5 separate regions of the Mus musculus genome follow, and all the other regions are linked to region 2. The links are chromatin loops, found by intact Hi-C in ENCODE. Cell type or tissue: gastrocnemius. All regions are shown on one strand. Region 1 has its middle 16 kb from the start of Becn2. Region 2 overlaps Pld5 (phospholipase D family, member 5). Region 3 overlaps Gm36536 (predicted gene, 36536). Region 4 holds the start of Gm26104 (a small nuclear RNA gene). Region 5 overlaps Sdccag8 (serologically defined colon cancer antigen 8).

Region 1 (5,000 bases), 290 kb after region 2:
CTGAAGCCATAGACCACTGGCCCAGGCAGTGCCCCATTGGAGAGCGGCTGCTTCATCTCCATGCCCCACATGATAGAAGAAGAGAATTAACTGTCTCCCACAAGTTCACACATATAACAGACATGCACACACACATTCACATGTGTACGCACACATGTGTTTATTATTACTGATGCATACCACATATACAGGAAAACTCCAGGTCATTATAGAAGAATAAACTGTGTGGGCTTTGAGTAAGAAATAGTGAAGTCATTAGGGGAGACTCGGTCAAAGTGAAAATGTCTATAATGTAGGCCTAAGGCCCAAGGCCATTACTGTAATGGCCCTTTCTAACTCCTACAGTGACAAAGTCTTTCTAGGTAAAATGGAAGGCTTGAGTGTGTGTGTTGTCTTCAGCTTTGCCATAGCAGCAAGCAGACATTAGAAACCGCATGGGGTCTTCCCACATGCACAAGTTCTTAGAGTAACATCTAAAGAAACTTCAACAGCCACATGCCTAAGGAGATGGACCGAAGAGTCCAGAGGTGGCAGGTGATGTTGGGACAGCTAGAGGAGGTGTGTGTCGGCAGCATTGGGTGAGCAAGCAAGTGTCCAGGGGCGCATGAGCCACCTGCAGCATGTCCATCCTCCTGAAAGCAGGGGGAGGAGGATGTGGTAGTCCACCAATAGGTGCTTGGCAGAATGAGGTGGGAAAAGCACTCAAACTCGGAGTTCAAGACCATCCTGAACAACCTAGTGATATTCTCAAACAAACAAACAACACCCCTGCACCCCCCCCCCCCAGCCGCCAAAATGTGGAATATAGCATCTGGAGAAGTGGCTCAGAGATGAGAGCATTTATTGCTTTGACAGTAGACCTGAGTTTGGTTCAACATCAGCTCCATGCATCCTCTCCTTGCATCCAAGGATGTAGTAGGTTGGATAAGAATAGTCCCCAAAGGTCATATATTTGAGTTTGGATCCCAGTTGATGGAACTGTTTGGGGAGGACTAGAAGGTGTGGCCGTGTTGGAGGAGGTATGTTACTGGGGGGTGTACTTTGAGACCTCAAAAGCCCACACCAGACGCAGTATTGCACTCTCTCTACATTGTGCTTGCGGATCAGATACAAGCTCTCAGCTACTGCTGCAGTATCATGCCTGCCTGCCTGATGCCATGGCTCCCACCATGACGATCATGAAACTATAAGCAAACTGTAAGTTAAATGCTTTCTTCTATAAGCTTCCTGGGTCATGGTGTCTCTTCACAGCAATAGAACATTAACTAAAGGCAGAGGTTGCTCCACACATGCACACACACACACACACACACACACACACACACACACATAAGTATAAAATGTAAATTAACAATGTGAATGATAACAGTATAAAACATTTATTACATATTTGCATATATATGTGTGTGTGTATCTATGTATGTATATATGTGTGTGTGTGTGTGTGTGTGTGTGTGTGTGTGTGTGTGTGTATGCGCGCGCGCGCGCGTGTGTGTGTGTGTGTGTGTGTGTGTTAGAAAATGAGGCTTAATTCTGAGAATGGTATTACTGAATTGCTGAATCCATTCCAGACTAACCTATTTCTCACCCCCTATTTTTCACATACTTAAAAATGCAAATGAATAGTGAAGCATAGAGCAGGGCATGATGGCACACACCTGAAATCTCCAGCTCTGGGGAAGCTGAGGCAGGAGAATCAGAAACTTGAAAATGGCTTAGAATGGGAGAGGGGGGGGGAGGGAGAGAGAGAGAGAGAGAGAGAGAGAGAGAGAGAGAGAGAGAGAAAGAAAGAAAGAAAGAAAGAAAGAAAGAAAGAAAGAAAGAAAAGGGGGATGGGAGGAAGGGAGGGAGAGAGGGAGGAAGGAAGGGAGGGAGGGAGGAAGGAAGGGAGGGAGGGAGGGAAGAACAGAAGAAAGGAAGGAAAGAAGGGAGGAAGGAAACCAACAGGTAGGGAAGACATCACATGATGTGATTGGAACCTTCGCCCACCAATCCTCTCCCCTTTACAGATGAGTAATTAAAGTAGTCGTTAATAGGAAAGAAGAACCTGGCCAGTGCTTTCCCAAGTATGGCCAGAGTAACCCAACCCCAGTGAAATCCGAACAGCTCAGGAACTTAGTGTTAAGCATCGAGTTTGGTCTGACATCTAGTGGTGAGAGTTGGTAGTTCCAAGAGGGAACTCTTGATTCACGTTGTAGAAACAGTGTTCCCCGGCGGCGACAGAAAGCATGAAGCAAGTACTGCATGTAAAGGGCCACACTGACTGCTGAGTGGGATTCAAGGGTGAAATGTGCTGCCTGTGTTGCCTTTGGAGCTTGCAGTCCTGATAGAAGGTCGAGAGAGCCGTCTTTAGCTGTTTCCACACCGGGCAGACACTGGAGTGTCCCTTAGCGCCACCTCTTAACAAGCTTCTAGCCACCGGTGGGAATGATGGAGGTCTGGGCTGGAGGAAGCTATTCAGGGTCCAGAGACAAGCTAGTGACTATGGAGACCTGAGTGTGGGTGACAGACAGGAACACTCAGTAAGTACAGGATAGTAGTTCAGTATGTATGTCCTATTAGTAAAAAAGTATTCAATTAAAAATGTCAAAATCACCCCAGTGTGTATTTGTGAATACATACCTATAATCCCCGCACTTGGAAAGTTGAGACGGGAAAATCGCGTTTCCAAATTTGTTGAGAAAACCAGGCAAACTGAATTTAATCCCCAGAACCAACATAAAAATAAAGGGAGAAGTTGGGCAGTGGTGGTATATGCCTTTAATCCTAGCACTGGGGAGGCAGAAGCAGGTGGATCTCTGTGAGTTCAAGGCCAGCTTAGGCTACAGAGTGAATTCCAGGACAGCCAGGGCTACACAGAGAACCCCTGTCTTTAAAAAAGCCAAAACCAACAAAAACCCAAACAAGTGAAAACAAAATAAATGTGTACTTTGTTATGACTAAAAAGCAAGTCAGGACTCTAAATTGAGTGTCTGGAAGATGTCTCCCGTTCTCGGAGATGTTCAAGTTGTAAAACAAGAAACAGAACCTGGTAGAAGCTATCAACTGGTAACATTCGAAAAGGAGAGGTGAATCAAGCACTGTGTTCACAGGAAATGTCCTTTATTGGAGGGCAGTATACAAGGAAACACCAAATATATCAGCTCACACCCAGGAGCGGAGGCACAGAGGCCGTGCAGGAAGAGGGGTCAGTCAATTTACTAAGTGTGTCTGTTTGCCCAGAATGGCTTTATCTTTGCCAGGTTGGTTGTAGGTAATGATAAAGAATTCTCGAGTGTGGGTATATGCATATGCACATGCAAGTGCCCTTGTGTGTGTGTGTGTGTGTGTGTGTGTGTGTGTGTTTGAAAACCAAAGGTCAACTACCTGTATCACCTTTTTCACTCTCCACCTTATTGATTTACTGGTTGACTCGACAAAGTCTCACTCACTACAAGCCTGAAAGTCGCTCTATAGGCCAGGCTGACACTGGATTCAGAGAGATCCAGCTGCCTCTTCCTTCTGAGTTCTGAGATTAAAGGTGTGTACCACATGCTTAGCTTCTACGTGTTTGCTTTGGGACAGGGTTTCTCTATCTGTCCTGGAACTTGCTCTGTAGACCAGATTGGCCTCAAACTCAGACATCCGCCTGCCTCTGTCTCCCTAAAGGCATGGGCCACCTGGCAAAATTTGTTTGTTTGTTTTTCAGTGTACATTGGTGTTTTGCCTGTATGTAGATCTGTGTGAGGGTACTGGGTCCCCTAGAACTGCAGACCATGTGGGTTCTGGGAATTGAACCCAGACCCTCAGGAAAGAAGCCGGGGCTTTTAGTTGCTAAGCCATCGCTCCAGCCGCTCCACATGTATTTTTAAACAGAGTCTTTCACTGAACCTAGAGCTTGTTTTCAAATGTCTATTACTCACAAATGCATTATCCTAATATTTTTACATGACAAAAAAATACATAAAGCAGGGGCTGGAGAGATGGCTCAATAGTTAAGAGCACTGACTGCTCTTGCAGAGGCCCCGGGATCAGTTCCCTGGACCCCCGTGGCAGCTGATGACGGACTATAAACTCTAGTTCCAGAAAATCTTATGCCCTGTCTGACTTCTCAGGCACAGAAGCATAGGCGTGCTGCACAAACATGCATGCAAGCAAACAGTCCCACGCATAAATAAAAAATAAATAATAAATTTAAAAGTATGTAAGGAAAGGCCAAGATTTTAAAAAGAAACTTAAAGTCGAGCTGGCAGTCCTAGGCAGATTGTTCAGTGTACCCTCTTCAGTGGTGCTAATTACTCCGTAATACTCTTCCCCTGGCTGGGAGCACTCCCAGCTGTGCTCTCTGCCTGAGCAAAACCTCTGAAACATGGGGAACAAACAGGCCAGCAGCCACACAAGCGTGACACAAACGGAGAAGAAATGGTCCCCACCTACCTCCCCAAAGACAGGAGACAGCAAGTCACACGCACCCGCATTCACTCTCATAAGCCCCACTAATTGTTGGCTGAGAATAAGTCAAAGCCAATTGTGATTGCCGAACCCATAAGCACACTCAAAGTTAAATATAAATGTGTACCTGGCAACAGCGTCGCTACAGGAACTGCATTAGGAGCGAAAACCTTCCCTCGACCACAGTTAAGGCAGCAGACTGGAAAGAAACAGATAGAGCAAGAACACTCAAGGTGTGGGAATTAAACCCAAAGCCTGCAGAAGGAAACAAGTGGGTGTGTTGGGTGTGAGCTGGAAAGAACACTAGGGATGGTGGACTGTGGGGACAGAGACTCAACTGAGGGCCCTGACAGGGGTCTGCACTGGGCTCTGGGTATGGGGAGTCGTAGTTAAGATTTTACAAAACAAGATTTGTCTTCCTTTCTCCATCCTTTATTTTACTGTTCCAAAGGAGGGCTTTTTGTTTTAAATGTATATTACATTAGGTAGTTTATTTATTTGTTCATTTATACATTTGGGAGAGGGATGACATAGTGTGCCTCTAGATGTCAGAAGACACTTTCAGGAGT
Region 2 (5,000 bases):
CATTTTAAAATTAACTGGTGTGTGTGTGTGTGTGTGTGTGTGTGTGTGTGTGTGTGTGTGTGTGTCTTTTATTGGAGAATCCAGTGGGTGGCTGGGAGCTTGACCTGCCAGGAGCACAGAGTAGTTAGCCAAAACTACCACATGCACACGCCCCTTTTTAAAACTCCAAATGTCAATTTCTAAGAAGATTTTAAGGCAATTTATTTTCAGATATGCCCAAACGTTTGACATTGTTGCGTATAAGGTTCACTCTTGAGAACCTTAAAATCAAGTTGCAAAATAATAGAATGAAATTAATTAATCTCATAATACTAAGCACACATATGGTTTTACATTGGACCATGTTCCTAGCTGCCCTTAGCTGTAAATCCGACACGTCAAAATGAGTGTAGCCTGCTGCTTGAAAGCATAGAACGGCTACCTGCATCTCGCTAGCTCTGCGACCTTTGAGGATATTATTGATTTACCAATTTCCCTACCCATGCAAAAGAATAAGCAGCGTTGCCTTACAGGGTTCCTGTGAGTGAGGTTGAACTAGACCTTCAGAGGCAGGTACGTGGTAGCCTAACAGAAGGTTTATGATCTCCCCTTACCCGGGGTTTCACACTCAGTAGATTTTGTGAACTGCAACCAACCGCAGTAACAAAATATCAAGTAGCAAATTCCACAAATAAACAACCCCTGAGTTTAAAACACCTTTCATTAGAGTGTGCTGTTGTAATCCTTTTGCATTATATTACCAGCGGTTGTGAACCTTGTTACAGTGGTGGTTAATCTCCAGGTGTGGCCACTTTATAAACATCGTCTCCACAGCTGTCAATAGGGAGGCGCTCGCTGTATTATTCTTAGTCTGGTAATTCTCCACCGGATGGCTTTCTGCCACTAGAGTAAAAAGCCTGGTGCACACCCCCTTTGAAAGCACAGCGAGCTAGGCTTTAATCTCAATTTTGGGGGTATCAAAGCTCAAGATTAGGCAACCCCATAGGTTTGTTCTTGGTGAGTGTGGGGTAACCTTGGTTCCTACAGCTGAGGCACAGAGAGAAGAATCAGGGTTCACCACCTTCTGAGGGCACAACCCCTCAACCAAACAGCACCTATAAGACCCTACCTCAGAAAGGTCTACCACAGCACCTCCAGTTGAACACCATTGTGGGTACCAAACCTTCAAGGACAGTGGATGTTGCAGGAATGTTAGTTTTTGGGGGTTTTTTTGTTTTGTTTTGTTTTTTAAATGGTATCCAAGTGACCTTCAGAGGCACACGTGATTCTACCATAAAATGCTAGGGATAGAAAGGGCTGTTCTGGAACAGTTTGTATGGTGACGTTTCATTTAGTAAAATAAAAATAAAATTATATTTAAAGGTCTCCAAGTGTGGGCATGAAAGCAGCAGGAAGCTACTTAAATAATTGAGGAAGCCAAGCCGGACAGGAAGTAAGGGAAAAGGGGAACGCTACACTTCATTGTCCACATCGCTATGCTACTTGACTTTCTTTCTCTACAGGGCTCTGTCGCTTTTGCAGTGAGGAAGTCAACAGAATTTGCCGTCCCGGCCAGAATGTCATGAGCGTGTTATATAACCTAGGATGGGTTCATCTAAGCACAGTGCTGGGTTATCCGGCAGTTGCTGGCATAGCTGAAAATGAATGTATTCAAAATTTGGTGAAGTTAGAGTCTACAAGTGCGTAAAGCAGTGAATTAGTAAAAACTCTACCATTTGGGAACGAGCCTTGTTTTGAAACTCAAAATTCTTTGGCTAAGTTAAAAGACCTTGTTTTGAAAATAACAGATTTTCGTTTCCTCTCTAATTTTATAACTCTTGGCAATGCAACCTGTGTTTTGCCGTAGAATGTTAGAGGAAGAAATGAGTACAGACAGATACGGAGGGTTTCAGTTTTCTTGTTGTTGTTGTTTCGAAATAAATCCACATTTAACGCTGCCTACATATCATGATGCTATGAAATATGGGGGTACTCCTGAGAAGGGGCTTTCAGGAAGTGTGGAAAGGGGCTTTCCGGGGAATTCTGAACTTCAGTAGCAGTGGCCTAGTCACACTTAGACTGTAATAGCTTGTGAACTCAGCTACAGGGGATGTTTACAAAACAGGTTTCCTGGGACGCTTGGGAGCCCATATTCCCGAGGACAGACAGCGACGCCCGTGCACGCACGCCACCTGGTGGGCACTCATGCTAACTTCAGAGTGGGCCGACTTAGTCGCAGCTTGGCCATTTCTGAGGGCGAGTTTATGATCAACAAAAGACATTATATTTGGACCCACAACTCTGCAGGATCCTTACATGATAAGAGATGGATGTGGTAACTGGCAATTGACGTATGTTATCAATAAAGGAGATTTCCATGGGAAGTCTAAGAGGGAGACCTTGTTTTTTGTTATTGTTTTGTTTTGTTTGTCTTAGAAGGGCAAAGAATGTTCCGGCAGTTAAAAATATTTGATTTAAAAATATTATTTTTAGTTAGAAAATGATAATTGCACATACTTATGGAATGCAGCAAGATACCTGTTACCTGTTTTTACTGTTAAATGAGTAAATTAAAAGTGTGGATAGACTAAACCCATCACCAGAGTCCTGGGATTCATGCTTGGAATCTCTGTTACTCTTTCCTCAGAACTGGGACAGGAGGATGGCTTGAGCCTGGGAATTTATGTTCAACCTAGGCAGCATGGCAAGACCCCCTCCCCTCTAAACAGATAAATAAATCAATTTCTTTATTAATATCCTTATACTTACTTTTATGGCAGTATATTTAAAATATACTCTTTTTGCGTGTTTGCAATCTGTGTTAGTCGAGTTAGTAGTGGCTGAGCTGTGCAGTGAGTCTCTAAGGCTCACTCCACTCCTCCTAAGTGAACCTGTATACCCTTTGTCTTTTAGCTCTGTTACTCGTGTGCTTCCCATTATCTCCATCCTTCTTAAGATGACTGCTAATCTTACTTTTATGAGTTTGACTCCTTCAGAGTCCATAAATAAGTGGGACCATACGGTATTTGTCTCTCTGTGCCTGAAGTCCTTCATTTAGCCTATTTTCTCAGGGCTCACCCACAAATTCCTTAATGACAGATTTTTCTACGTGTGTGTGTGTGTGTGTGTGGTGTGTGTGTGTGTTTGTGTGTGTGTGTGTGTGTGTGTGTGTGTGTGTGGTATGCGTTGCTCAGACTCAGAACCTTACATCTGATAAGGCCCACGCAGTACCCACTAGGCTACTATTCTTTTCTCTTTTTTTAGAGGATAAATTACATTCCACTAAATGCACGTTTCATGGTTCCCTTATCGAAGATGAATCTCTTTTGAACCCATCCATAGTTTCACGTGGTTCCTAATTTCTTTTTAATTACTACTATTAGTTGGGTTAATATCTTTAAGGCAGGTTTTTATAATTTGAAGTTCAACTCAGTAAATACCACAAAATATCTTGTATTGACGTCAGGGACTGTTTGGGTCACCTAGGGTATGTTAGGAAACAGAACAAAGAGACAACTCCTAATCACGAAGTTTCCATTCTAAGAAGGGAATGTAAGGAATATATTATTCTAATGAGATATGAACAGTATGTTGCTCTAATGAGTGGATGCTAGCAATCTATTGTGTTATATAAAAAGCACACAGTGGGGGGAAAAATAAAATTGGCATAGGTAAGGGAGAATCAGAATTAATGTAATACGTGAGCAGTTTGTAGTACAAAATGGGTCAGTCAAGATAAGCCTCTTCGACAAGGAGAGATTTAAGCAAAGACTCGAAAGAGATACAAGAATTAGCGGAGAGATTTCTCAAGAAGAAAGGCATTCGGGGTGGATGGCTGTTTCTGCATCTCTGATCTGTAGGAGGCAAATGGGGATGCTTTGGAGAAAACAAATCAAAGAAAAAAAAAGTGGACAAGGTTGAGCACCCAGGTGCCTTCTGGGAAACTGGATCCCACCATCATGGGCGGGACTTAGGACTGTCCTGAAAACTTTAGCTTCTACCCTTAAGAAGAATGCTAAGCCACCCCAGGGTTCAAATGGTTGAACCAAATGCCTGAACCAAATGGTTCCTGTGCTGAAAACCCAGCATAAGGAAAATGAAAAAGGGCAACCAGGAGTATATTGTAATCACCAAGGAGAAGGAAAGGAAAGGGAAGGGAAGGGAAGGGAAGGGAAGGGAAGGGAAGGGAAGGGAAGGGAAGGGAAGGGAAGGGAAGGGAAGGGAAGGGAAGGGAAGGAAAGGAAAGGAAAGGAAAGGAAAGGAAAGGAAAGGAAAGGAAAGGAAAGGAAAGGAAAGGAAAGGAAAAGCTTAGTCATGTACAATAAGATGAAACAGTGAAGTGACCAGGTTCTGGGTGTGTCCTGAAAGTAAAGGCAAAATTCTGACAGATTCAGAACAACAGGTAAAGGAGTTTTTTCTAAATTATTATTATTATTATTATTATTATTATTGAAGTGAGACTTGCTTAATTCAAAACGTGTTTTTGGTGTGTGTGTGGGGGGGGTGTTTGTTTTTTGTTTGCTTGGTTTTTGTTTGTTTGTTTGTTTGAGTCAGGGCTTCTCTGTGTATCTTTGACTGTCTTGATGTCCTGGAACTCACTTTGCAGTCTAGGCTGGACTCAAACTCAGAGATCTCCTTGCCTCTTTCTCCCAAGTGCTGGGATTAAAGGCACGAACCACCACCACCCGGCTAAAAGCGCATAATTTTAAAGCATATGATTCAGAGGCATCGATACTTCCACACAAAAGTCACAGCTATTTCCTTGATTTCCTTGGCATTAGATTTGTGCTGCTGAAGCAAATACCTTAAATTATGCCCACAAATATAACTGAAAATCTTATTCAGAAGTGAGCTTTTATGTGTAAACAGACCCCCTTTTCGGCCCATCAGATTTGAGGTGTGTGTGTGTACGTGTACCTGTATTGTGTGTGTACATGTGCTACTGTGTGTGATGTGTATACTGAGTGATTGTATGAGTATGTGGTGTATAGTATGTAGTTGGGCATATATCAATGTGGTAT
Region 3 (5,000 bases), 210 kb before region 2:
AAAAAAAGAGCCCATTCTTGGAGGAAGAATCACCTCACTTTATGTCATATATGTGCTGATGAATCTGGTCTCAGAGTAGGTTAAAATTTGAGACAGGGAATTTTCAGGTTAATCATATGCTTTGGGGACATGCAAACATTTCATAGACACATGATGGCTCTATGGGGGAATTACCGGAAATATAGGCATTTGCTGACTTTGAGTTTTACTATGGACCATACATACTTTATTGAGTGAAGTGAATAAAAAATGGATGGTTGATTAATGTATTTAATTCACTATGCATTTATACCAGATTTTTTATCAAAGGGTCAAGTTTTAGAAAATTTGACTATATATTTTAAAAAGTAGATGACTCTATATTGGAGTTCAGTTATAAAACTTAAAGATATCTGTTATCTCTCTTGTCTTTTCAGCACGAGCTGCTAAAGAGGAAATGATTCTTAAAAGCTTTTTTTTTGTTGGAAAATATTCAAGAGACTATTGATCGCGTCTCAATTTTATGCATCAGAATCATTACTTTCAGGCCACCAGGACAAAAATAAGTGAGGACACAGGCAGAGTTTTCATCTTGCTCAATGTGGACAGATTGAAAATTACGTTACCTAAAATCATGCTGACTACACAGAGACAAGTTTATGGCCAAACTGTCACGTACAGCTGACGACAAGACATTAGAGCACCAGTCACCTGGACTCCTTGGCAGCAATCTATCATTTATATGGAGGGTCTGGATGGCTTGCTGATGGCGAGTTCAGGAAGACATGGCGGGGGCAGCAAGGTGCTCAATCCGGAGTCGACGGGAGGCGTGGCCACCTGTGCATCAGCGTGGAGTCTCCTTTTCTCCAGATGATGCACGTGTTAGCACAGATCTCACCTTTCCCAAGAAAAGTTGTTACATCTTTGCTAATAAGGTCTTTTGAGGAACTTGGTCACACCTCTTCAGTTTAATTATCATACCACACTGAAATGACTTCTTTCCTTTTCCTGCTCTCCTACTGAGAACAAATATCGACGGTTGCTTCCCATTATGACTTCAACACTGCACTAATAGATCTGTTAATATCTGTGGATGGCATAAATATATAAGAAAGACTCATATATGCTTGTGTGTGTACACACATTAATAAAACACTTATAGACAGTACCTAATACTGTTCCGGAAGTGCTGAGTGGTCAGGAGCAAGGCGCGCCTCGGGAGTTCCTGTGACGCTGGCAGGAGGGCGGGCTGGGTGGAAGGGAGGTGGGAAAGGGAAGAGGAGACATACCTGAGTGATGGGGAAATAGCAGGACTTTGGCAAGCAGAAACAAACTGGGTCAGGGACGGAACTGAGAGGAGCAGCAATCTCAAGCTTCGTTCTTGATTGTGCCTCTTCGGTTTTTATCTCGTGTGTGTGTGTGTGTGTGTGTGTGTGTGTGTGTGTGTGTGTGTGTGACTTTTACTCTAAACTTCTTCCTTTTTTAAATACAAGTTTTAATGTTTATTTATTTGTGCATATGTATGTGTGGGGGCATGCGTGTGCCACACAGAATGTGTGGAGGCCAGAGGACAACTTAGTAGAGTCATTCCCCTCTTTCAATATGTGGGTCTCAAGGTCATTGGTCTTGGCAGCAACCATCCCATCCAAGCAGGCTTCTTGCTGGCCCCACCCCTTCCTGCTCATCCTTCTGCTTAGCTATCCATGACACAAGAAGCTTCAGCCCATTATTGTTGCATTCCCTGAAGAGAAAATGAACAAGTTCATTTGGCTCTTAAGCTATTCACAGATGTCCTAACACCGTTTCTAGTTTCTGATCAGAGTCCAGCTGAGAATGTCCATCACTGAGTAAAGTCCCCCTCAGCCTCAGCCTCATCACAATTATGCCTTGCTGAGTCCCTGGGACATCACTGTGATTGGTGAACAGTTGCAGTATGAAGATGCTCACGATGCCATTCCTGTAGGAAGTTAATGGCTATGTTTGCATATATGATGTCTGTATTATGTGTGTGATACATATATACGACGTGCTTGATAACTGTGTATAATTTATGTATGTTGTTTATGTGATGTATGTGTGTTATGCATACATTTTATTTGTGTATGCTGTGATGTGTGCAATATATGTGTGTGTGTTTGTGTGTGATATATATATAGACATGGACATGAGAATGTGTGTGTATTGTCCTAGCAATGTTTTTTGTTTTGGGATTTTTTTTTTTTTTTTTTTTTTTGCCTAAAAATGGGCTTTGTTCATCTCATCACTTCAACTGCTCCATGTCATTTTGAAACAACTGAAATGTTTTCTCCTTTGCATTGCTTCAGTTTTCTTTTCTCTGTCACTCACTCTCAGTGATCATATAGCTCAGAAAAGATAAAATTGTAGCACAGGGAAAAATGCTAGGAAATAAAGTTTAATTATCATTGTTTCTATTTTATAGAGCAGAGAAAGTCAACATTTCAAAAAAAATGACTAAGATGATGTCTGCTAATAGATAATTGCCTCCCTGGAGGATTTAAAAAAAAAAGGCAACACACCTCTGATGTCCTCCATGCGCACTCCTGGCAGACACCTGGCTCACCAGCAGGGGGTGAGAAATGAAGTGTTGTCAGGGGACTTGGTTCTGAATGAAAAGCATCATTATGTATAGTCCTGGGATAGCTGGACAGGTTTGTGGATAGGTGCTATGGAGTGTCTGTGTAGAAGAATCAGGTTGGCCCCAACCCTCTGTGTCAGACAAACTGACCTCTTTGGAGGGCTGAGTCAGTGGATACCCAACAAGGAATTTGGCAATTAGTTGCTAGCGTTACACTATAGACTATATTAATTGGCACATTATATACATTTATTATATACATTTATACATTTTCCCTTTCCTGATCCCTAATCTTAATCTAGTAATTCAGTTGAGTTATGCAAAAATATGGGTTTCTGTGTTTTGACTTCCCCTTTCGAGCAGCAGATTGAGTGGCGAATGCAGACCTGAACTCTGATTCTGCTATGGCCAGGGGTCCAGAAGGAAAGATCTGAGAGTGAGCTGAAGCCAGAAGCCACGTCCACATTTGCAAATCTTTTAGTGAACACTGCCAGACACTGGTGGGGAGGAAGAGAGTCTCTTCAGCTGGTCCCTGCCTCCGCTGGAAACCACAATCTTGGACAGTCCCTGGGTTTGCCTTCTCCACTTTCCTCCGTCACACCTCCTGGCTGCCAGCATGGGGTAAGCATAATATCCTGCACCGCTTTAGAAAAAAGGCTAGGATGGGTCAGATTGCATTTACTCAGCAGACAACTACTTAAGGTCAGTTGAGGTAACAGCAGCTTCTGTATGAGAGCCAACACATCTTGCCAATTAGGCTCAAAAGAAGTAAGCACCATTTTTTCCCCCTTCTTTGCAAAAGTGATAGCTCATTTATTAATGCATTGATTTGAGCCAAGATGTAAAGAATTCTAAATTATGCATGGATTTGAGGTAAAGGAAACTTTTCTATTTTAAAGTCTCCATCCATTCAGTAACATCTTCCTTTGACTGTTCTTATTTGGTGCCTACTCTTTGGCCATAAATATATTTTACTTTGTTCTTTTATTTATTTATTTGAAATAGAGCAGAGACCGCTTTCTAGCAGGGGTGAAAACATGTTTGTAGCACTTAGTAGGTAGTCAGGTAGATGAGCTTCTACTTGTCATCCTTGAATCAGTTAACCTTGATCTTAGTTTCTTACACCAAGAATGTGTCTATGTAATATCAGGCATCCCTGTCTACAGAACAGCGTCAGTATTTGCTTGGCTTGTGCTATTCATGACAGGTGGATCATTGCTGAGAGTGCATTATTGCTGTGGCCTACCAAGTATAAATTAATAAGCAATGCGGTCCCCCCAAGATTCAACTGGAATCTCTCCTGGCTGTCGACCTCCTGAGCTTGACATTTTGCTGTGTGGTGGAAAATGTCCAGAGTGGCAGCCTCTGAGGGACCAAGGATCCCTGGACCAGCCCTGCTCTATGACCCAAAATTCTTGATGCCAGGACCTTTCTGGCAGAGGCTTAAGCAAGAGCACTCAGCAGCTGTTGGCACAAGCCTGCACAAGTCTGATCTGTGGGCATCTGCTGGGACACAAAGAAGGGCAAGGAGAGAATTGGACTTTTGGTAACTCCAGAGACAAAACAAAAACAAAAACAAAAACAAACCAAAAGACCTTGCTCTTCAGACCTGGGGGAAGATCTCAACTGAGCCCAGTTGAATAAATGGACCTGCTGCTGTGACTCCCAAAGAGATTTTGGCTCTCATTTCCCCCTGTCACCAAGATTTGAGGACATCCTAGTCTGTATTTGAAAAGACCTTTTAGCCACCAGTAGAGAAGGAAGCTTCTAACGGACTGATATCTATGAACACATTCTGCCATCCTTCTCAAGGACATAGAGAACTGATTCATGACCTGCTTTATGCTCAGGGGCCTCCAGGGCTCCGTGCACAACAGAAAAACTGGACAGTCACGAAAGGATGTGACCAATGATGGGAAGGGGGTAGCCAGGGGACAGCCTCAGGGAGGTCAGCTTAGTTAGAGACCTAACCTCTGATCCAAGGCTATAGGAGAGTCAAGAAAGGGAATAAAACAGTACAATGAGGCTTTGCACATGAAAGGAGACAGACACTAGACTCCCAGCAAACTTAAACCCCTCCCTCATCCCTTGGCCTCTGCAGATAGACCACAGGAGGAGGAGAATGGTGTCATAAGTGTGTGTTATGTTTAGGGCACAAGTAAGATATGATCTCTTTAGTCTTGTGACTCTAGTACTTGTTGGGATCTTAAATATCCAGTCTGGGGCATCAACACTACAGCCATTTGTGTTCTGTGCCAGGCAAGTCTGGGGTACTGAGGTAATCTAGGAGAAAGTTTGGGGTTACCAGATATGTCTGGATTTGGTGAAAGTAAGGAAAAAAAAGACACTTCACAGAATGATGCTAGATCAGCGTTTAAATGACATTTCTGGCATTTTCTAGAATTTAAAGGGCTTGATACTAAAG
Region 4 (5,000 bases), 480 kb before region 2:
TGTACCCCATGTGTGGCTTTTGGGCACCTGATGCCCTTGTGTTGTAGGAAACAAACATTTTTCAGCTTATAATTTCACGAGGGAATTTGGGGAGCAGAGTATAGCTGCATTCTAGTGTATTAAAGGTGTGTTTTCCAAGGGCACTGGTGTTCCTGACTTATTCTATTTTTAATGCCCTCAGCCTTGGAGTGCTTTGCTGTCTGCTTTCAATGCTTGTATTTCTGAAGTGTGGGATCCATGGAAAGGATCCAGAATGACAGCAACACCCCTAACATGGTAGTCCAGTTTAACAGTTCACTTCCACTCTAGGTCATAATCCAAACTATGGAGAAAATCAGGATATTTGATCTCTATTTTGCAAAGCACTTTAAATTTTCTCAAAACCTTTCTAACTACAAAATTAAGTGGATGTCAGAGACAGCCTCTGCTCCAGTTGTTAGGAGGCCCACATGAAGACCAAGCTGAACATCTGTTACAAATGCACAGAGGGCCTATGTCTAACCCATGCCTGCTATTTGTTTGGTGGTTTGGTCTCTGTGATCCCCCATCAACCCAGATTGGTTGCCTCTGTGATGTCCTTGATCCCTCCGGCTCCCTCAATCCTTTCCTCAACTCTTCCACAAGACTCTGATCTCTGCCTAATGTTTGGCTGTACGTTTCTACATCTGTTTCCATCAGCTGCTGGATGAAGCCTCTCAGAGGACAGTTATGCTAGGCTCCAACACTGGGTAGGAAGAAAGAAGGATAGAGAGGAAAGGAGGTGTAGGTCTCTTTAGACTACTTACTGCTGATCAGGGTTGCTGGGTTCTTGGGGCAAGTCTAATCTAGACAGGATATCTCTAACTTCTTGTCAGATCACAGCAGCAACCAGGAGCAGCCTCTTCCTCCTCTTTCTCTTTCTCCTCCTCCTCCTCCTCCTCCTCCTTCTTCAGAGTCCTCCCCCTCAAGTCTGTCTCTGGGCTTTGGCATTTATATCCTCTCCAAATCTCCAGAGTCCTTAGAATTAAACTGTGCAGCTGGCAGAATCACACCCCTGCCAGGGCACCCATGAGGCAAATAGTCAGCTGCTGTAGATAATCTGAAGCAGCCCCCATGTCCTACAGGTGGGATTAAAATAAAAGCATGTTCACATAACATAACTGGGTTTTTTAAAAATTAGGTATTTATTTCATTTACATTTCCAATGTTATCCCAAAAGTCCCCGACCCATTCCCCCACCCACTCCCCCACCCACCCACTCCCACTTCTTGGCCCTGGCATTCCCCTGAACTGAGGCAGATAAAGTTTGCATGACCAATGGGCCTCTCTTTCCACTGATGGCCGACTAGGCCATCTTCTGATACATATGTAGCTAGAGACACGGGCTCTGGGGGGTACTGGGTAGTTCATATTGTTGTTCCACCTATAGGGTTGCAGATCCCTTTAGCTCCTTGGTTACTTTCTCTAGCTCCTCCATTGGGGGCCCTGTGATCCATCCAATAGCTCACTGTGAGCATCCACTTCTGTGTTTGCTAGGCCCCGGCCTAGTCTCACAAGAGACAGCTATATCTGGGTCCTTTCAGCAAAATCTTGCTAGTGTATGCAATGGTGTCAGTGTTTGGAAGCTGATTATGGGATGGATCCCCGGATATGGCAGTCTCTAGATGGTCCATCCTTTTGTCTCAGCTCCAAACTTTGTCTCTGTAACTCCTTCCATGGGTGTTTTGTTCCCAATACTAAGAAGGGTCAAAGTGTACACACTTTGGTCTTCGTTCTTCTTGAGTTTCATGTGTTTTGCAAATTGTATCTTATATCTTGGGAATTTTAAGTTTCTGGGCTAATATCCACTTATCAGTGAGTACATATCATGTGAGTTCTTTTGTGATTGGGTTACCTCACTCAGGATGATGTCCTCCAGGTCCATCCATTTGCCTAGGAATTTCATAAATTCATTCTTTTTAATAGCTGAGTAGTACTCCATTGCGAATTTGCGTGTTATCCTTGCGCAGGGGCCATGCTAATCTTCTCTGTATCGTTCTAATTTTAGTATATTTGCTGCCGAAGTGAGCACATAACTGGGTTTTAAAAGAAACCCAAGTTCTCACTACAGGTGCTCTCCTTCCACCTCAGGTGCGCTAGCAGATTCTGTGGCCAGCACTTCAATCCTCTGTGCCATCTTGCTGATCCAAAAGACTTGTTTTTAAGTCACAATCTAAAACTTTTCAGCCATGGTTACTTATTCCTGGTGCTTTGGGCCTGGCAGCACCATGGCAGAGGATGTTCATCTCATGGTGCCTATGAAGCAAGGTGGGGAAGGGGCTGGAATGCCAATAGCCACTACAAGTGCCCACCCTCCAAATATGTCACTTCCTCTCCCTGAGCACTTCCCCTGAAAGGCACCCACAGAATAGGTACTGCATCTTAAACACTTGAGCCTTTGGGGGGGGTGTATTTAAAATTCAAACAACAGCATGGGAGAATTAGTGGTTTAGTGCTCATGTTGCCATAGCAGAGAAAATAAATTAGGAAATATAGACTTTGGGGGCATACCTTCATAGGCTGAAAGATGGTTGATTGCCAACATGGGTCTTGGTTTGGCTCTGCCATGGGTATGCTGGGTCAGAGTTTTAGAGTCCTCTGCTCTCTAGCCTAACATTCTGCCCAATTCAGACATTTCTACTGCAGCAGCCCCAGCAGCAGGTGGCAGTCTTGCCCATGACTGAATTCTCTTGGTGTCAGGAGATCATTTTTCCACCTCATTCTTTGTCACTGATAGATAGATCTAGACATCAGGTTTTTACTAATTATGTTGAAGTAAACTCTTCTGCCAGACATTCTCTTGTGTATTCCATGTCTGCTTTCTGGACTTCTTCAATATAGTCTTTATTCTTGTTTTACCTGAGACATGAAGCTGTCTGTTCTTCCTGACATTAGTCTCATTAGCTTTTGCAGTGGTTGGTGGACCAGCTGGCTCTTTCCATCAGCCAATTGTGTTCTGCTTTGTAGAGAGACTCACAAAATTGTGACTCCTGACAAACAGTGATGCAGAACATAGGACTGAAAACACTACTCAGTGGAAGAACACTGACCCAACATTCCCAAGGCCCTGGGTTCTATTCTAAGGCGGGTGGAGTATACAAGAACAGCACATGAATAGATACCAAGGCAGTGTTAACATTGGGTTTCCTTTTGGAGTGCTTTTCCATCTAATGAATTCTTTCTACCTTTGTCCTCTGTGCAGGACACTGCAGGAGGCTAATCTTGATTTAATACCTCCCTCAGGTGCCCTTGCTTTTTTATCCTGGTTGATATGGGTCAGTGGGAGACCTCTATAGAAGCTTTGGGGGGCCAGGGAGGAAAGATGGAGAAAGGCAGGGAGGGAGGGAGAGAGAACAGAAAAAAAGAGGCAGACAGACAGACACACATACAGAGAGAGAGACAGAGAGGATAAACTAGCCAAGGAGCTATTCCACAGAGCTGTCCCTAGTACCTGCTTCTTGTTACTTCCCTAGCTCTGTAATAGACCTGTATTCAAGTCCACCTGGCCCTTGGAGAGTGCAACCACTTCCTCCGGCATCATGGTGGGCACAGAAAGCACAAAGACCACAAACATGCTGAAGCATTTGAGCTGTACAAGGGCAGGTCTCCTGAGTCTGCATGTGTAAACCTATTTGTCTTAAGCTCCTAGATACATGATTTTGAACTTGGCCCCAGCGAGGGATTCAAGTTGGTGTCGAGGACTTGTGGCTGTTGGTTTTTATAATTAGCCTTCCTTCTCCACAACTGGTCAACAGTGTGCAGGTTTCATAAAAGTGTGATCTCTATCTTTGTCCATGGAGAGGCAGTCTAACATCATGAGGAAAGCTCAACTTTGGAGCAGAGAATGAAGTTTGAAGCAGAAGCCTCACAATACTGAAAACGAAACCTAAAGTCTATGAGCCCCAACTTCTGTATATACAGAGAGACAAAGATTATTTATAGACAAAAAAAAATCTTTATAGATAAAAAGAATGTCTGAAAGACATGTTTAGCAAATATGTCTGCCAATCTCTTATTCTCTGTTTAACCCAAAGTAGGGATTCAATGGATGGTGGTTTCATACATAGAAGGGGAATGATAACTATTTCAAAAAGATATGATGGGAATAAGGATCCTATCTGAGCTATGCAATCTGAGAATGGAAGAAGCATAGTCCACCTATGAATGGTGTGGGGTGAACAGGGAGTAGGAAGAAGAATGTTCCCTCAGGCTCCCAGAGAGGGCAAAATATTCTTACTGGGGATGGCAAACATTTGAAAAGATATGAGTGGGACCTTTCTTGGAATCGTGATTGTCTCCCTGAATCTTTGTCTGTCCTGCTGAGTTTGTTCATTGAGTGCTTTCTGTCTTCTCTTCTCTACTTCCAACACACACACACACATACACACACACACACACACACACACACACACACACAGAGAGAGAGAGAGAGAGAGAGAGAGAGAGAGAGAGAAAGAGAGACAGACAGACAGACAGACAGAGGCAGACAGAGACAGACAGAGACAGAGAGAGAGAGAGAGAGTGTATTCAGAATCCCCCTCTTTGCTAAGGTATAGTTTTTATGCACAGATTAGCCCTATTTGTTTCCTAATTCATTAGTTTCTGCTTCTGTATTTATTACAACCCTAACGCCACTTTCCTCATGACAGTTAATGTTTTATTAGTTGGTTTTTTTTTAAAATCTTAATAACCCGCCTTTATTCTGCTGTAGTTGTTTTTCAGGAGTCTTTTATTTTCTGCATTCTCTAGACAGTCTGAAAATTTGTTTAGATTTCTTTTTAACACAATAATTATTTAGGAAGGAGTTCTAAAATGTCCACGTTGTAATTTCTAAGTGCATTACGTTGTAATCAGAGGCTATTATAGGTACAACATTTTTGTCTAAGTTTGGTGTGGAGTCCAGGAGGCCTTGGGTGCTCTATCTTACATAGGGTGAGCTCAAACTCCCAACCACCTGGCTTGCAAGTATACACCACTGCACA
Region 5 (5,000 bases), 640 kb before region 2:
AAATAAAAAATTTAGTCACATATGCACACACATGGAAGCCAAAGTCCACTTCAACCACATCTCTACCTTAATTTTTGAGAGATGGTCTCCCACCTGACCTGGAGCTCACCAGTTACATAGACTGGTTGGTATTATGTCCTAGAGATCCTCCTGTCTCCACCTCCCCAGCAGATCCTACCTCAGGTCTTAATGATTGAGCAACAAGCAATCGCCTTACCCTTGGACCTAAATCAGGGAGCTGGCATCCCCAATCTAAAACGTCTCTAACAGGTGGCCTCACCAAGGCTCAGGACTCTCTAACCCTCACTACAGGGGTCTGCAGGGTACTGGTCCTTGTAGTTCAAGGGCTCGAATTTACTCATTTTTGAGAGCCACAGCTGATGTATAACCCTGAAGAAACAAAATCCTCAGAGGCTACATCACAACTAAGATGATCATGTCCAAGTGGGGCCTGCACCCCATTTTTCCCGGGGGATCTGTGGTGGGTTCTCCTTTTCCTTACTTGGTGGAAATGGCCGCCAGCCTTGAGGAGCTGAGAAATTTTGCTTTCCCAAACCAATGGATTCCACTCATGTGGCTTCCTTTGCAGTCACTGCATGCTGTTTATCAACAGTTATTTCAAAACATAACTTTGTGGGCTTCGTATTTCTATTTCTAGTTTTATTAAGCCAAAGGATAAAAATTACTATCATAAAGAAGTCAAACATTTTCCACAACAAAACTAACATCTTCCAACTGAAGTTTTAAACCAGGAAACCTATTTTATGACATTTCTAATCTTCCTCCCAACTGTTATAGTTTCCTAGAAATTCCAGCAAAAGACTCATGAATAATAAATTAATATACCACAATGATTTATTGTTTACGTTTAGTGAGCATAAAATTTAAAGCTTATAAATATGAATTTATTTTTTTGAAGCAAAGCCCATTAAATAAAAGTGATTATCAATACATTTAAGATTTTTACTTATGAATAAAACACAGTATTGCTTTTAATGTATAAATACTTGCTTACCGGAAACTTATCCATAAGCCTACACTGAGACTATTTGCATCAGTTAATGGCCATGTTCTGAGAAAAGCATACTATATCAGTTGACACTTACATAAGCCTGCATATTGTAGGTCATGTTACTGCTTCTGAAGCAATCAGGAGACCCTCTGAATATGAGGTGAATGAGGCTACTGCTGGTGTGATCACACACACGCAAGGGATACAGTCTAAAATAATGGTAAACAATACAACACACATGAAGGCCAATGACACAGTTGCTTTTATCACTGACGGTTGTATATACTACATAACCACATATGCCACATTCTGAAGCAGCACCAGGCTTGCTAATCCCAGCATCACCACAAACATGCCTGCGAGGACTGCAGCCCGGCTGGGTGAGGGAGTAAGGTGCACTGACAGCTTGGTTCTGTTTTGCACTAGACACTGTGCTGCAAGCGGCATGACGGCCATGCCCAAGTGAAGTCTGGTGCTCAATGCTTTTCTGGTCTTTTGTCCACCCCAAATTTCTTATTTCTGCTTTTTTGCTCCTCTTAAAATCTAAGACACAGAATAAAAATGTTTTTTTTTTTTTTAACATTTACTGAACCTTCTATGTTGCCATTTGTAAAGAAAATTTTCCTCAGAGTGTTCTTTCACCTCTCTTGTGCCTACTGACTTCCTAAGCCCATGCCTGCACACATCACTCAGCCTCTTTGATCCTGAGGCAGGCAGGCAGGCAGCCTGGAACCTTTGCTACCTGATTCTTGAATTTTATCAACACATTCTACCCTCATTGATTCCCAGATTATATTTTTTTTCTCCTTAAAAATCATCTTCAGTTGTAGTTGTTACATTTTTCAAGTGAAGCCCTTCACTGAGTGACCTTATGCACTAAAAGCTTCCTAAGTGGCACAGAGTCCTGTCACCACGTTCACCAGGGCGATTTCAGTGTTCTCCTCACCCAGGTAGGAAAAGGTACAGCTTTCAATCAGGAAATAATTTGCCCAAACCACAGATCTAGAAAGTGGAACACAACCATTGCTGGACAGTACTTCCACACCATTACCTGAAAACAACATTATGAACTGCCCAGGCCTGATATTTGTTGTTTTTTTTTTTTTTCATTTCTTTCTTTTTTAATTAGATATTTTCTTTATATTTCAAATGTTATCCCCTTCCCTGGTTTCCCCTCCGAAAATGCCCTATACCCTCCCCTCTCCCCCTGCTCACCAACCCACCCACTCCAATTCCTGGTCCTGGCATTCCCCTATACTGGGGCATAGAGCCTTCACAGGACCAAGGGCCTCTCCTCTGCTACATGTGCAGCTGGAGCCACGAGTCCCACCATGTGTACTCTTTGTTGGTGGTTTAGTCCCAGGGAGCTCTGGTATTTGTTTCTTATAAACAGGTCAGGAACTTTCACAGCCACTAGAAGGGTAAACAACAGTGCCATAAAGCAATGCCTTCTACTCTGAATGCAATACAAACAATGACCACTGGGTGGCAACAAACACCAAGCAACTACTTCGGATTAAAAAGTGCTTCTGAACTGAAAATATCCACAGTCCCTATCTTTTAATACTCTCCCAAAGCAAAATTCGTATGTTTTATCAGAACATTAGGTGAAAACTCACAGACTCCAACACCATGTTATCACATTTCAATACAGTGTGAATGCCAGGTACATAGCACACAATGTCCACCTCATACATTCTTTTTCCTTTTTTAAAAATTCTTCTCTCCCGGGACTCCGCAGAAAGTTGTCTGCACAGACAAGAGTGTGGACCACAGAAGCTAACAGCCTCTGTGACAGGCGAGAGCCACAGAGCTTCTGAGGCAGCGCCGTTTTCGGGCTCCAGACATCCGGCCACCTTCCAGGCGAGAGGACAGGGGCCCTCCTGGCCCTGGAGGTTTTTGCCTCAGGATCTGCGGAAGCGATCTTGGTTCCGGAACTCCACAGAAAGTAGTCTGCACAGGTGAGAATGTGGACTACTGAAATTAACAGCTTCTGGGACAGGCCAAAGCAACACAGCTTCTGGGAAAGGTTCTGTTTTGGCCCTTCATCTTTGACCAGGAGGAGGTCCAAACGCCAGATAACTGTGCACCTTCCCTGTAAGAGGTGAGCTTGCCTGCAGAGACTGCTCTGACCACTGAAACTCAGAGGAGAGAACTAGTCTCCCAGGTCTGATGATAGAGGGTAACAGAATCAACAGAGGAACAATCTCTAAACAGAGACAACTATAACAACTAACTCCAGGGATTACCAGATAGCGAAAGGTAAACATAAGAATCTTACTAACAGAAACCAAGACCACTCAACATCATCAGAACCCAGCACTCCCACTTCTCCCAGTCCAGGGCACCCCAACACATCCGAAAAGCTAGACCCGATGGTAGAGGACATCAAGAAGGACTTTAATAACTCACTTAAAGAAATACAGGAGAACACTGCTAAAGAGTTACAAGTCCTTAAAGAAAAACAGGAAAACACAACCAAACAGGTGATGGAAATGAACAAAACCATACTAGACCTAAAAAGGGAAGTAGACACAATAAAGAAAACCCAAAGTGAGGCAACGCTGGAGACAGAAACCCTAGGAAAGAAATCTGGAACCATACATGTGAGCATCAGCAACAGAATACAAGAGATAGAAGAGAGTATCTCAGGTGCAGAAGATTCCATAGAGAACATCGGCACAACAATCAAAGAAAATGGAAAATGCAAAAAGATCCTAACTCAAAACATCCAGGAAATCCAGGACACAATGAGAAGACCAAACCTACGGATAATAGGAGTGGATGAGAATGAAGATTTTCAACTCAAAGGACCAGCAAATATCTTCGACAAAATCATAGAAGAAAACTTCCCAAATCTAAAGAAAGAGATGCCCATGAACATACAAGAAGCATACAGAACTCCAAATAGACTAGACCAGAAAAGAAATTCCTCCTGACACATAATAATCAAAACAACAAATGCACTAAATAAAGATAGAATACTAAAAGCAGTAAGGGAAAAAGGTCAAGTAACATATAAAGGCAAGCCTATCAGAATTACACCAGATTTTTCACCAGAGACTATGAAAGCCAAAAGAGCCTGGACAGATGTTATACAGACACTAAGAGAACACAAATTCCAGCCCAGGCTACTATACCCAGCCAAACTCTCAATTACCATAGATGGAAAAAACAAAGTATTCCATGACAAAACCAAATTCACGCATTATCTTTCCACGAATCCAGCCCTTCAAAGGATAATAACAAAGAAAAAAAAAAAACAACAAACAATACAAGGACGGGAACCACGCCCTAGAAAAATCCCTCAACAAACCTAAAAGAAGACAGCCACAAGAACAGAATGCCAACTTTAACAACAAAAATAACAGGAAGCAACAATTACTTTTCCTTAATATCAATGGCCTCAACTCCCCAATAAAAAGACATAGACTAACAAACTGGCTACATAAACAAGACCCAACATTTTGCTGCTTACAGGAAACTCATCTCAGATAAAAAGACAGACACTACCTCAGAATGAAAGGCTGGAAAACAATTTTCCAAGCAAATGGTATGAAGAAACAAGCTGGAGTAGCCATTCTAATATCTAATAAAATTGACTTCCAACCCAAAGTCATCAAAAAAGACAAGGAGGGGCACTTCCTATTCATCAAAGGTAAAATCCTCCAAGAGGAACTATCAATTCTGAATATCTATGCTCCAAATACAAGGGCAGCCACATTCATTAAAGAAACTTTAGTAAAGCTCAAAGCACACATTGCACCTCACACAATAATAGTAGGAGACTTCAACACACCACTTTCACCAATGGACAGATCATGGAAACAGAAACTAAACAGGGACACAGTGAAACTAACAGAAGTTATGAAACAAATGGATCTGACAGATATCTACAGAACATTTTATCCTAAAACAAAAGGATATACCTTCTTCTCAGCACCTCATGGTACTTTCTCCAAAATTGACCACATAATTGGTCACAAAA

What was found. A loop is a pair of places that touch in the nucleus more often than their neighbours do. Peaks named below come from ENCODE experiments on the same cell type or tissue, not always from the same donor. Only the 100,000 strongest peaks of a DNase experiment are listed, where the experiment ranks them.
Region 1: a loop joins it to region 2, with 5 times the contacts of the local background. A loop is called at or near these places in 13 of 42 quality-filtered maps.
Region 3: it touches region 2 in a loop (2.2-fold over the local background); 4 of 42 quality-filtered maps call a loop at or near these places.
Region 4: a loop joins it to region 2, with 22 times the contacts of the local background. A loop is called at or near these places in 18 of 42 quality-filtered maps.
Region 5: a loop joins it to region 2, with 16 times the contacts of the local background. A loop is called at or near these places in 14 of 42 quality-filtered maps.

Annotation. Positions count from the first base shown.
Region 1 is chr1:175,933,773-175,938,772 of GRCm38, reverse strand. No RefSeq gene overlaps it. Among named protein-coding and RNA genes, the nearest start is that of Becn2, 16 kb to the right of the region's middle. In gastrocnemius, a CTCF peak has its summit at 2,147 (motif pointing left); a DNase peak (open chromatin) is centred at 2,158.
Region 2 is chr1:176,220,563-176,225,562 of GRCm38, reverse strand. All of the region lies in intron 1 of Pld5 (phospholipase D family, member 5), which reads left to right. Among named protein-coding and RNA genes, the nearest start is that of Gm46173, 16 kb to the right of the region's middle. In gastrocnemius, a CTCF peak has its summit at 2,165 (motif pointing left); DNase peaks (open chromatin) are centred at 1,568 and 2,168; H3K4me3 peaks cover 791 bases; H3K27ac peaks cover 673 bases.
Region 3 is chr1:176,426,209-176,431,208 of GRCm38, reverse strand. It overlaps Gm36536 (predicted gene, 36536), which reads left to right. Exons shown (of 4, transcript NR_151528.1): 4 at 417-1,098. Among named protein-coding and RNA genes, the nearest start is that of Gm36536, 99 kb to the left of the region's middle. In gastrocnemius, a CTCF peak has its summit at 2,557 (motif pointing right); DNase peaks (open chromatin) are centred at 754, 2,586, 3,113 and 3,964; H3K27ac peaks cover 2,337 bases.
Region 4 is chr1:176,697,667-176,702,666 of GRCm38, reverse strand. It overlaps Gm26104 (a small nuclear RNA gene), which reads right to left and starts at 2,050; the gene lies at 1,941-2,050. In gastrocnemius, CTCF peaks have their summits at 2,681 (motif pointing right) and 3,827; DNase peaks (open chromatin) are centred at 2,679 and 3,702.
Region 5 is chr1:176,859,837-176,864,836 of GRCm38, reverse strand. All of the region lies in intron 9 of Sdccag8 (serologically defined colon cancer antigen 8), which reads right to left. Among named protein-coding and RNA genes, the nearest start is that of Sdccag8, 48 kb to the right of the region's middle. In gastrocnemius, a CTCF peak has its summit at 2,499 (motif pointing right); a DNase peak (open chromatin) is centred at 2,490.